Regions from separate parts of the Homo sapiens genome. Here region 1 is linked to region 2. A link is a contact called in ENCODE Hi-C or POLR2A ChIA-PET data. All regions are on one chromosome and are shown on one strand. The core of a region is the stretch at or near the end of the contact, and the rest is flanking DNA. Distances in the headings are between cores, read along the strand shown.

Region 1 (6,270 bases), core at 3,110-5,609, 170 kb after region 2:
GAGTCAGATGACCTGGTTTTGTTAAATCCAGAAAGGTCTGTGATTGAGGACCTACCCTTTGAAAGTTAATTTGAGTTATTACTTTATACCTTATTCATATGTGGGCCTAAGACCAAATGCTTTTAATTAATTTGTTTATAAATAGAATGTGCACAAGGGTTGTTTTGAGAAATAGTGATAAATATATTTGAATATGCCCAAGTTTTGTTATTTGTCATAGTGATAATAATGATAATATTAGTTTGTGGGCCTAGCGAATACTGTTTGGTTTTACATTGTTTGGTCCAACTGAAGCCACCAGTGTTAAGGTAAAAATCGCCCTTGGCTATAGGGTAGATTTCTTTATAGTAAAAGAGGTGGTGCTCTTTTGATTAATAATTAAATGTAGGTCTTCAGATAGAGGAAAGGCAAAGAAATGATATCAAAGACATTAATATACAATTCATATCCTTTAGTGAATATAAAAACAAAATCACAATCTAACAGATCAGTAAAAGTAACAAGGAATTTAACAGGCTTTGATTTTGGTCAAAAATTACTTAGGTGTCCTCCCTAACCACGACGTACCCATCGCCTGGTTTAACATGGAGCAGCAGGGAGAAAGGACATGCTGATGAAAAGCCTCAGGCTCTTTAACTGCCTTGACTTGGTCTCTCCTGTATTAGTTTTCTGTTGCTGTTGTAAGAAATTACTATAAACTTGGTGGCTTTAAACAACACAAATATATTGTTTTATAGTTCTTATACCGGAAGTCGAACATCGATCTGGCTGGGCTAAAATCGAGCTGTCAGCAGGGCTGCACTCCTTTCTGGAGGCTCTAGGCAGGGAATTCCTTTCCTTGCCTTTCCTGGCTTCTGAAGGATGCCCACACTCATGGCCCTTACTCTCCATCTTCACGTCAGCAACATAGGATCACTCTGACCCTTCTTCCATTGTCACAACTTTTTCTAACCACAGCTGGGAAAGGTTCTTCACTTTTCAGGACTCGTGATTAGATTGGGCCTGCCAGGCTAATCCAAGATAATCTCTCCATCTCAAGGTCCTTAATCACTTCTGCAAAGTCCCTTTTGCCACGTGAGGTAGCATATTCATGGGTTCTAGAGATTGAAATGTGGACATCTTTGAAGGGCCATTATACTGTCTACCACATTTCCCTAGCCTAAAACAGAATTGGGGGAGGCACAGTGGTCAGCAGCCTTCCCGGCTCCTTCCTACTCTACTGCAAGGGACATTTTTGGAATATTGCCAATGTGTAGCCTTCCGGAGAGGTTTTCCAACATGGTAATGTGAGAATGAGGGGGGTGAGAATGGCTCCTCTCCTTAAAATTAATAATAATAATGAAGATTATTGGTAAAATCGCTCCTCTTAAGAACTTCGAGTGTTCTGTTTTGCATGAGTTGAGTGACTATCTAGCCTGAACACACAATCAAGAGATAAAATACTACTATTTTTGTTATTATTTGTCTTGGCCTGATTTAAACTGCTGATTCCACAATAAAATCAAAGGGCATCAAAGTCCATTTCCAGATTCCTGAGAGGCTCATTTCCTTTCATTGCTCCTTTGCCATTTTGTGCTTTCCTGATTTTGCGCAAATATTTGCAATTTGGGTGGGGGCCACAGTTTACCAGTCAACCCAGAATTCTTTTCACCTGCATGCTATTATTCAACTTGTTGTATAACAAAGCTTCTTTGAACTTTACATATCAAAGAAAAAAATCACTCTTTCTTAGACTAACATCTAAAGCAGCTCAGCGTGCACAAAGAGACAGATGCCACTGCTGCAATTGACTTCAAGACCTAACAGATCTTCTGGCAGACTGTCCGCTATTGACTGGAGATGTTTGATTTTTAAAATTATGTTTTTATGTAGATGTTACTCTCTGCTAAGTAATCCTATCCTTTTTATGCTTTTCCATTAAAACTATTTACAATCAAGACATTAACCACTATCCTGTTCTTTCTTTGTTTTGCTAATTATGATACACAGATGCTGTTGCACAATCAAGGCAGTTGTTTGTATACTACAATAATGAATGAATAGATGAATGAATGAACAAAAGGTACAATGTTGTGTGGCGGATAAGTCCAAGTCTATCAAGTCTTGGCTCCATCTATTATATCTCTATGGCTTTGGGCCACTTAGCTTCTCTGGACCTCAGTTTCCTCATCTAGAAAATGAGGCTAATAATGTCTACCTTGTAAGTGTATCGTAAATATTTGGGATAATATATGTAAAATGCCTCAAGCACAGAAACAGGCAGTAAATCTCTCTCTCTCTCTCAATAGGAATCAGTAACCAGTGTTTTGCTCTTTGGGGATTACACAGCTAACCCTCAATAATCCACATGTGGGTTCTTCTCTTTGCAAATTAGCTCCAGCACATTTTTGAAGTAAGCAGATTTTCCCATGAACTCCTCATTTACTCTTGGCTGACTTTCCACCACCAATCTCATGTGTGTTTATATAATGCAAACAATTTAATATTAAGCTATGTGTTACTTTTGTAGAAAGGTAAATTTGCGTCCACAAATAAGATACATTTAAAAAACCTAACGTGTATGACATTTGAAATTCTCTAACTTGCAATGACTTGCCAAGTTGCTGAATAAGCCAGTTGGAAAATTTTTAATTTTATTGTATTAAAAGGGGGAACAGGATTGTGTGGCCAAATAATTGTGTGGTTTTGTAAATTTTAATTTTTCTTTTTATTTGCAACTCTCAGACCATGTCTGTGTATAAACACCAATATTAATTTTCACCCAACAGCTCTTCTGGCATCTAAAATGTTTGCTGTCACTGGTTCAGTTGAGATAATCATATCAGTAATGTCTAACCTCAGTCCCATTCCTGGGCCCCTGGAGAGAAGAGTTAATGGGATCAAGGCTGGCTCATGAGTTATCAGCTACTCCACGAAGCTGAGTCTCATAGATTAATGCAGAACTGGCAAGCTTAAAGTCCTGGGGAAAAGGCTGAAATGATACATGGGGATGGTTAAAAACAGTGGTAAACATTTGAAAATGAAGGTCTTAGGTATGGTATAGAGGGTAAAGCATCACAATTCCAAACAAAATTAAAGATATTGCACCTCTAATACATTACCAGAGGCTAGTAAATAAAGATTTAAAAAGAAGGAAAAAATATAACACCTAAGTATTCCTGATGTTTATTGAGGATGAAGAAAAAAATGAATAGAAAGAAAAGAAGGCAAAGACCAAAGAACCTTCCCTGGAAGAGCAGGGCTGTGCTTTGGCATCAGGAGCCAAACCCCACACCCACCTGTGCTAGCGGGCTCTACTACCTAGCTAGGAAGGACGGGGTGCTTGTGTGCTTGCTTCAACAGCTTCATTGAGCTGTTCACGTGCCTGAAGAGTCACCCATTTAAAGTATGCAATTTAGTGGTTTTTAGCATATTCCCAGATATGTACAATCATCACCACAATTTTAGAACGTTTCCTTCAGCTCAGAAAGCAACCTTGTACCCTTGAGCTCTGACTCTCATCCATTCTCCTGTTCATCGCCCAGCCCATGCAACCACTAATCTACTTTCTGTATCTATAGATTTTCCTATTCTGGACATTTTCTATAAATGAAAATGCGACTTTTGTGACTTATTGCACTTAGCATCGTGTTTTCAAGGTCCATCCATGCTGCAGTGTCTATCGGTACTTCATTTCTTTTTATAGCTGAATAATATTCTATTGTGTGGCTATGCCACATTTTGCTTATCCATTCAGCAGCTGAAGGACATTTGGGTTGTTTTCACTTTGGGACTATTGTGGATATTTTGAATAAACATTCATGTCGAGGTTTTTGTATAGACATATGTTTCCATTTCTCTTGTGTATGTACCTAACAGTGGAATTGTTGGGTCATGTGGCAACTCTCTGCCTGTTTGAGAAACTGCCAGGCTGTTTTCCAAAGTGCCTGCACCATTTTACATTCCAGCAGCAGCTCATAAGGTTTCTCTACAACCTCATCTATCATGTGTGCTCATCTTCTGGCTTTACATAGCTTCTTCTATGTGACAAGAGAAATGAGATAAAAATATAGGATTTGCTTTCTAGGCAAAAGAACCCACTGTTATTAATATCCTAAGAAATGCTTATTTTCTACTTTATAGTTCTAGTACAAATGTGAGCTGACTTTTTTTTCAGGATGTACTATAATAATTTGAGTGTTGAAGAGAAAATCCAATGCTGAATGTGAAATACGTAAAAAATATTTCCTGTGTTACCACTTAAGCAGTAAATAGCCCAAAGCCTCTCCCAATACCCCACCACCTCACCACTTTGAACTGGGCAATTCTTACTCATCTTTGAGTTCTCTGGATGCCTTCCCCAAGTCACTGGCTTGAGATAGGTCACCTTGGGGTGAAGCTCCCATGGCACCTCTACTTCCTCTGACAAAACGTGACTCAGAGTTTTGTTTTGTTATCATTATTCCATATCCGCCTTGTCCTCTAGTCTGTAAGGCACTGGGGCAGAGTGACCTTGGCTGTCTTTCCTACAGTATCTCCATCATCTAGCCATGTGTGTACTCCATAAGTATTTGCTGAATGAAGACGCAAAAAAGGTTTTCCACTAAGAAGTTTTCCTGCTTACTAAACTTTTCAGTGAATGTGTATAAATTAGGCTTCACTAAAGTGTTTGCTTTGTTTATGAAAAACCCAAGCTGCATCTTAGCTCTTTGGCACACTCCGAGAACAGGCTTATTTTACCAGCAAATTCCTCCCTGAGTCAGCTAATGCTAAGGTATGTTCAATACTTTTCTGAAAACGATCCTAATCTCCCCTAACAGAGGCCAGAGTGTAGCTGAAACAGCTCTTCTGACAGTTAGGAAGCTCTGATTCTGTCAGTCATTTTCTGTTCTTTATCATGTTTTTTTTCAAAGGAAAAAGCTGTTTTCCTGTGTGTGAGAACATTCTCTCTTATCTAATAATGCTCAATTGTCTTTCTGTTCCATTAGTGTGCAGGAAACCACCTGTCCAATTGAGATCAGAGCTGCAGATGTCAAAGTGTCTCATTTTATATAGATGTGCAGCTGTCAGATCAGAGATCAAAGGCTTCTCTTTAATGAAAACAAGTCATCTTTACCAACATGACTGTAGAATTTATACGAATACAGTTATCTGGATTGAATGATTGGCATTCATCTTTTTCAAGCTCCCATCATTTTAACAATGACTTGGCTCTCCCAACTTCCTCAAGTAAAGAACGAGGCAAACATCCTAACCTCTGCTCCCTCTCCTCTAATTCTGCTCCTATTTCTCTGGTCCCTGTACCAGAGGATTCATAATGGTCTCCCATGGGTCATGCTTGAGAGAGTTTTATTTGACCAAATGCATATAAAAAAAATTGTTGGGATTAAGGGCCAGTATTTTCAAATTGGAAGATTTCACATAAAAATCAGATCTCCAATTTTTCTTGAAAAATCAGGCAGTCCCAACACTGAGTTGTATTCTCAAAGACGAATATTGTAGTGTAGTCACTAAGGTGGTTTCCAATGATGCTTACCTCCTGGTTTGCATGCCTTTGTCAAATCTCCTCCCCTTGAGTGTGTGGTGAACTTGGCTCACTTCTAATTAACAGAATCCAGCAACAATGATAGGATGTCACTTCTGAGATTGGGTTACAAAAAGACTGCCTTCCATCTTTCTTCCTCGCTTGCTCTGGAGAGGCGCTGACTGCCCTATTATGAGCTGCCTTAAGGAGAGACCCATATGAAAAGGAACCAATTCCATCAGCCACCAGCCACCAGGGACCTGAGGCCTGCCAACAACCACATGAATGAGTTCAGAAGTAGATCCTCCCTCAGTTGAACCTTAAGCCAAGACCACAGACACAGCTGACACCTTTATTATTGTCTTGTGAGAGACCATGGATTAGAGGACCCAGTTAAACCATGCCTGGATTCCTGGCCCACAAAAACTGTGAGAAAATATGTTTGTGTTTTAAGTCAATACGTGTTGGGGTAATTTGTTACCCAGCAATAGATAACCATTGCAGTAACCATTAGTGATCAGGTGGAGCTGAGCACAGCTGTGCCCTTTGGAAGGCATGCATTCTCTCTGCTTGCACTTGTCCAGCCCACCCATGGTCATTGAGACCCTGCTCTATGCTGTGTATTAATCCACTATTCATTCAGTCACCCCATCAGGACCTCCCTTGATCCACCAGTTACTCAGTGCTATAGGAGATACCTCTGGGTTTCATTCCCTCTTCTTTGCTCTGCATGTCCTAATCATGGTTCGATCCCTCCTATTATCTTG
Region 2 (5,597 bases), core at 1,180-3,679:
CCAACACCCCTGCTACTTTTATTCATAAAAAGCAAATAGATAGATAGATAGATAGATAGATAGATAGATAGATAGATAGATAGTATATATCAAGTTCCTAGACAATTCTTAAATTGACACTTTCAATCCTCTTTGCTTAAAAACATAGCAATTACATTGATGGCATCTGCCCAGGATCCTGTGAACAGACTCAAAATAACAGCACACAAGGTAAATATGATAGAGGAAAATAAAGATCAAGTCAATCTTCTTACCTAAATTGGAGTCACAAAAATATCATCCTAAATAACAATGAATGGAAAAAAACCCAACATTCTGATGAAGTCTTTAAGAAAATGTTAATCCCTGCCTGAATAAACAGGAGAAATGCATTTAAAAATTTAGCATAGAAGGGAGGCAAGGGGAGAAGTGCCATTAGGAAAGTTGTATTTTCCTGAAGCTGCAGCACCTGTACTCTGTATTATATATTTTCTGACACTTTAGTCTGAACAACACTCGTTTTAGCAGGGTCCACACAAATGTGCTAAATACTTATAATAACAAAATAAATGTCTTTATAGAGGAGGGACTTATTTCAGGAATAAAAAAACCTCTGGGGATAATTCTGGCCATGTCAAAGGAGTAACTGTGGGCTGGTGGAAAATTCAATATGCAGAAAGTCAATCCCAGTTTTCCCATTGGGTCCCCGTGTCCCAGTTTGTACATTCAAACTGTCCGGAGTCCTCATGGTAAGATGGCGTGACTGATAAAGCTCAAACTGTAAACAGGACATGTCCCATCCAGCCAGGGTCACCATCTCTCATGTCACTTCATCCTGATGGCCTCCTTTCAGTGTGGCCCGAGTGCACTCTGCCTGCTGAACCCTGACTCCAGTGCTACGTAGTTTCATGATCTTGGGAAAGGGTCTTCATTCATTTGGCAAATATTTATTGAGCACCTACCATGAGCAAGGAGGTCATCTAGGGGCTTTGGATAAACTGGGAAACAAAACAAAGTGACTGGTCTTGTGGGGTTTACATTCTAGTTGAAGTGTGCAGGAAGAGAAAGGCAATATAAAGAAACATAAGTGAGTAGATGCAGGGAATTTTTTAAAATGGGAAGTGCTGTGGAAAGAGATCAGTGTCACGGGCTTGTCATGTGGCAGAAGACAGAGGAGGCACTGCAATATGAAAGCAGAGCAAATAACAGAGGTCTTCACTAAGAAAGTGACATATAAGCAAAAACACAAAAGAGGTGAAGGAGTGAATGGCAGGTGTCGGGGGAACAGCATTCCAGGGAAAGTCTGGAGGCACAGCCACCAAGTGGCTGCAAGACACAGCACAGAGGATGATAGGAGCCAGGTTGTGTTGGGCTTTGCAGGCTGTGGTGAGGACTCTGGTTTCTCCTGAGACAAAGAATCACTGGAGGGTTTCTTGACTTCTTAGAGCTCTGGTGTCCTTACCTGTCACATGCAGATAAGAAGGGCACCTCAGAACTGCACAAAGCAATTGTGTGTGTTGATGTGACCACGTGAGCACTGAGTGCTTGGCAAGTATTGTCATTAATATCAGTTCCTGCCCCCCTCCTGACACATTTCTCAACCTGCCCCTCCAACCCTGCCATCTACAACTGGTCAAAATGAAATGCAGCTTCACGTCCTGCCTCCTCCAAATACAAGAAAATATACTAGTTCACAGTGATCAGAGGCTCTCTCTCTCTCTCTCTCTCTCCCTCTCCTGAACTTCTGTATCACTTGCTGCATGTGCCCTTATTTGACATTTACACACACACACACCCAAACACAGAGGATTATGGAGGAGTGATGTGACCTGGGATTAGATAACAGAGATCAGTGATGGGGCCTGTCCTAACCAGAGAGCATGTGCTCACAGGAAGTGGCAGCATCCGGCCTCCCATTTATCTTCTCTCCTCAATTTCAGCTTGAGGGTCATTCCAGGAAAAAATGTATACAGTATCCCATGCATTTAAAACAAACTAACACACTCTAGTCAGATACTCATATGGTACTTAATTTCACATCTTTTCCATTGCTTTTCTTAGCAACCTAGTTCATGAATTCTGGATGACTAGCCCCAGAACTTTTAAATCCACTAATTTTGATTAATTTAATTTCTGCATTAAAGAAGTTTCTCTCCATCAGGGCTTCTAGATGCATCTTTCCTCTCCGTAACCTTATTGCTCCTGGTTTTTGCATGATATCCTGTGTGAATGGGTTTGGTTTCATTGTGCCTATTTTTTTACAGAATCCTTTCAGAAGAACGTGGGATACAAATGATAACCAATATTAATCGAGTTAGCTCCTCCATCTACATCCCCCTTTCTGAAAACTGGCCCTGCCCCAACAGGGGCTCCTGTACGCATATTTGTGGAGGATGGGCCTTCTCCCACTCTCTGGACAGATGAGTCACTAGGGTCAGACATATGACTCAGGAAGAGCTGTTCCACTGAATACCAGGCTGGGCCAGAGTCTCCCATTTCCCAAGAGTCTGGTATTGGACAAAGTGATTTTTCTCAGCCTAGTCTCCCTCATGCTAGAATAGACTGGGGGATATTATGTAGATATAGAAAGTAGAAAAGAGACCCAGAGTAGCTTATGTTCCTGACTGCTTCCAGCTTCTTATCCCGGGACCTGTGGTTGCACTCCTTATGCTGGGTTCCATGCAATCCCCTGGGCTCCTATTTTAAGTAAGCGCCTCTCATCTTAGCTAAAGCTACTTTGGGGGCATTCTGTTACATGCAGCCAAAAGCATTCTGCTATGGTTTGAGCACGGTTTGTCTGCCCTCACCAAAATGAATGTTGAAATTTGATCCCCAATGTGGTGGTGTCAGAAGGTGGGGCTTAGTGGGAGGTGTTTGGGTCATGGGGGCAGAGCTCTCATGAATGGCTTGCAGCTGTTCTAGAGGTAACTGAACACTTGTATTAACAGTAGTGAGTTCTTGCTCTCCTGAGACTGGATTAGTTCTCTGGGAATGAATTATTTCCCACAAGAGTTGGTTGGCATTAAGTGAGATTCCTTCTCCTGTTTGATCCCTCTTTGCACGTGTCTGTCTCCCCTTTGTGCATCTCACCATGTTATGATGCAGCATGGAAGCCCTTGCCAGAAACCAGGGCCATGCCCTTGAACTTCCCAGCCTGCAGAACCATGAGCTAAGTAAATGTCTCTTCTTTATAAATCACCCAGTCTCGGGTATTCTATTGTAGCAACACCACAAAACAGATTAAGACTGGTCCTAAGACATAAATAAGAGACCAGATCAATTGCTTTCATGCTTTAATCCTGTGACAAGCTTACAGTAAGCTACAAGATATGCAAAACAGGCATGAGACTGATGGTGCTCAGAGACTAATCATGCTCTGGCAGAGGGAAATTTCTTTCCAAATAATTGAATGGAGATACCAGTTGTTCTGAACTACTGGGCAAGATGTTGTTACTTGCTGTGTAAGGAATATATAATTCAGCCACACATCCACTTGCAGGAAAGAGCTGTCTGCTGCTTGCTTGTTGAACTATGGAAGCAGAATGATATGGCTAAAATCCACAGAATGGTTCCTGAAAAACACCACATAGCAGAGCCTGGGAAAGGGGTGAGGCAGGGGAGGAGGTCTATTTGGAGGTATCCAAGCATTTTTGGAACTGTGTTCTCTGTTTTCCCAGAGGATGAAAGGGCTCTTTGCCTTTGAACTTGCACTACACCAGGAGAAGGCCAGGCACCCCTTGAAGAAATGTCTACAATCCAGGGACAGTCTTGTTTGCAAACTCTTTTGTTAGGGTTTGGAACTTGACATTTTGGCAAGGACTAGTCATCTGAGATGGGGAGGGGAGAGAAGGGAGGGCTGTGCAAGCAATCAAACTGATACTCTTCTTGGAAATTACCCAAGCAATGCAGGCACGTAAAAGGGAAAGTGAGGGATGAGCCATCCTCTTTTGGATGGAAACATGGAGGCTGCAAGTTTACAGCCCACTAATCTTTGCTTGTCTCAGTAAAAGAAAGGCTTGCACTATTCCATCTGTAACTCCCTGATTAGATAAATCCAAGGCTGAAAAACATACCAGAGAAATGTTCTGAAGGCTGAGAAAGACTGAGGAATAACTCAAGCACTTCAAATCAGAGGCATGAGAAGTAAGTTATCTATAGACAAACATCAGCCTTTGTAGGAATAAACTGCGGTTTGCATTAGACAGCTGAGTTATAAGCTCTCTCTAATGGTAGCTTCGAAAGTTTAATACTGTCAGATGCACACTGTTTTTATGTTGAAACATCTTGACTTTTTTTTTTTTTTTTTTAACTTTTCCTAGGCTCAAGTGATCCTCCCCCCTTTAGCCTCCAAAAGTGCTGGGATTACAGGCGTGAGCCACACCACACCCAGTCTATCCTGACATTTAAAAACAAGGTATGATAAAGGTTAATGCAAATAAAAACCAAAATAGAATTATTCTTTAAGGTAAAAGTAGGATTATATCATTCAACTTATTTAATGAATATCTTCAGTATATACCAGCCACCATGCTAGGTGCCAGGGATAGAAGGGTGAAAAAGAAAATGAATGATATCTTTTCTTAAAGAGCTAATGGTCTGGTGGGAGTGGGTGGGAGATACATAAATAAAATGACAACTCAATTACAGAAATGGAGCATTCCCAGAGATGCACATGGGTTGCCACAGAAACTATGAGATCACTGCAGGGGTCAGAGGAAGCTTCCTAGGAAGTGACACTTGAACTGTATTTTAAAGAGACGGCGATAGAAAGACTATCTCCTGTAGAGGCAACAGCTTATCCAAAAGGATCAAAGCCTGAAACAGCATCTCCCTTCAGGAACCTGCAAGTGGTTCCAGGGCTGGAGCAGAGAGAGCCAGACAAGGCACTAGGCAGGCTATGGTCCCGCACCAGTGGTAGCACCAGGGAACTTGTCAGAAATGCAAATTCTGAGGCAGCTCGAGACCTACTACATCAGAAACTCTGGGGGCAGGGCCCAGCAAGTTCTGTCTTCTTAACAAGCCCTGCAGGTAATTGTGACATGTGTTGAAGTTTGAGAACCTCTGGGCTAGAAGGGTTAAGGCCTGATCAGCATAGCTGTATGTGTTATGGGTACCAAGGGACCAGCAAGCCATGGGAAGCCAACCAAGGATTTTAAGCAAAACAAGTTATCAGATTTGCATTTCAGAAACATCTTTCCAGCACAGTACAAAGAATGAATTGAAGAGAGATGAGACTGCAGGTAGCAAGACAAATTGGGAGGCTACTAATTTGGTGAGAATGACATCAGCTGAAAAAGGAAGAGGCAGCCGCAGCAAGATGGAGACAGCAGATGAAAAGGCAGAGACTCTATGGACTCAGTGGCAGGAAGCAGCAGGGTACAAGGTTAAAATTATGGGCCTTTAGGTCCAGGTGCAATGGCTCAGTCTGTAGTCCCAGCACTTTGGGAGGCCAATGTGGGAGGATTGCTTGAGTCCAGGAGTTTGAGACCAGCCTGGGCAACACAGTGAATATAAAAAATAAATATGAAAATAAAATTAAAAAGATTAGCCGGGCATGGTGGTATGTGTCTGTGGTCACAGCTACTTGGGAGGCTGAGTGGGAGGATCGCTTGAGCCCA

What was found. A loop is a pair of places that touch in the nucleus more often than their neighbours do. ChIA-PET counts read pairs that join two places held with the same protein, here RNA polymerase II (POLR2A). Pooled maps may share reads with other maps.
Region 1: a loop to region 2 is called in a pooled map, with 3 times the contacts of the local background. The contact joins two enhancer-like sites. A Hi-C loop is called at or near these places in 3 of 50 pooled maps. POLR2A ChIA-PET finds 5 or more read pairs at or near these places in 3 of 52 experiments (GM12878, activated CD4-positive, alpha-beta T cell and activated T-cell).

What each region holds. Positions count from the first base shown.
Region 1 is chr4:98,684,177-98,690,446 of GRCh38, forward strand. No RefSeq gene overlaps it. Among named protein-coding and RNA genes, the nearest start is that of TSPAN5-DT, 28 kb to the left of the region's middle. RefSeq lists a cis regulatory region at 2,670-3,096. Within about 2 kb of position 4,360, at least 5 of the 41 ENCODE cell types and tissues checked have a DNase peak (open chromatin) inside an H3K27ac peak, as active enhancers do.
Region 2 is chr4:98,513,827-98,519,423 of GRCh38, forward strand. All of the region lies in intron 1 of TSPAN5 (tetraspanin 5), which reads right to left. Among named protein-coding and RNA genes, the nearest start is that of TSPAN5, 140 kb to the right of the region's middle. RefSeq lists an enhancer at 5,022-5,101. Within about 2 kb of position 2,430, at least 5 of the 41 ENCODE cell types and tissues checked have a DNase peak (open chromatin) inside an H3K27ac peak, as active enhancers do.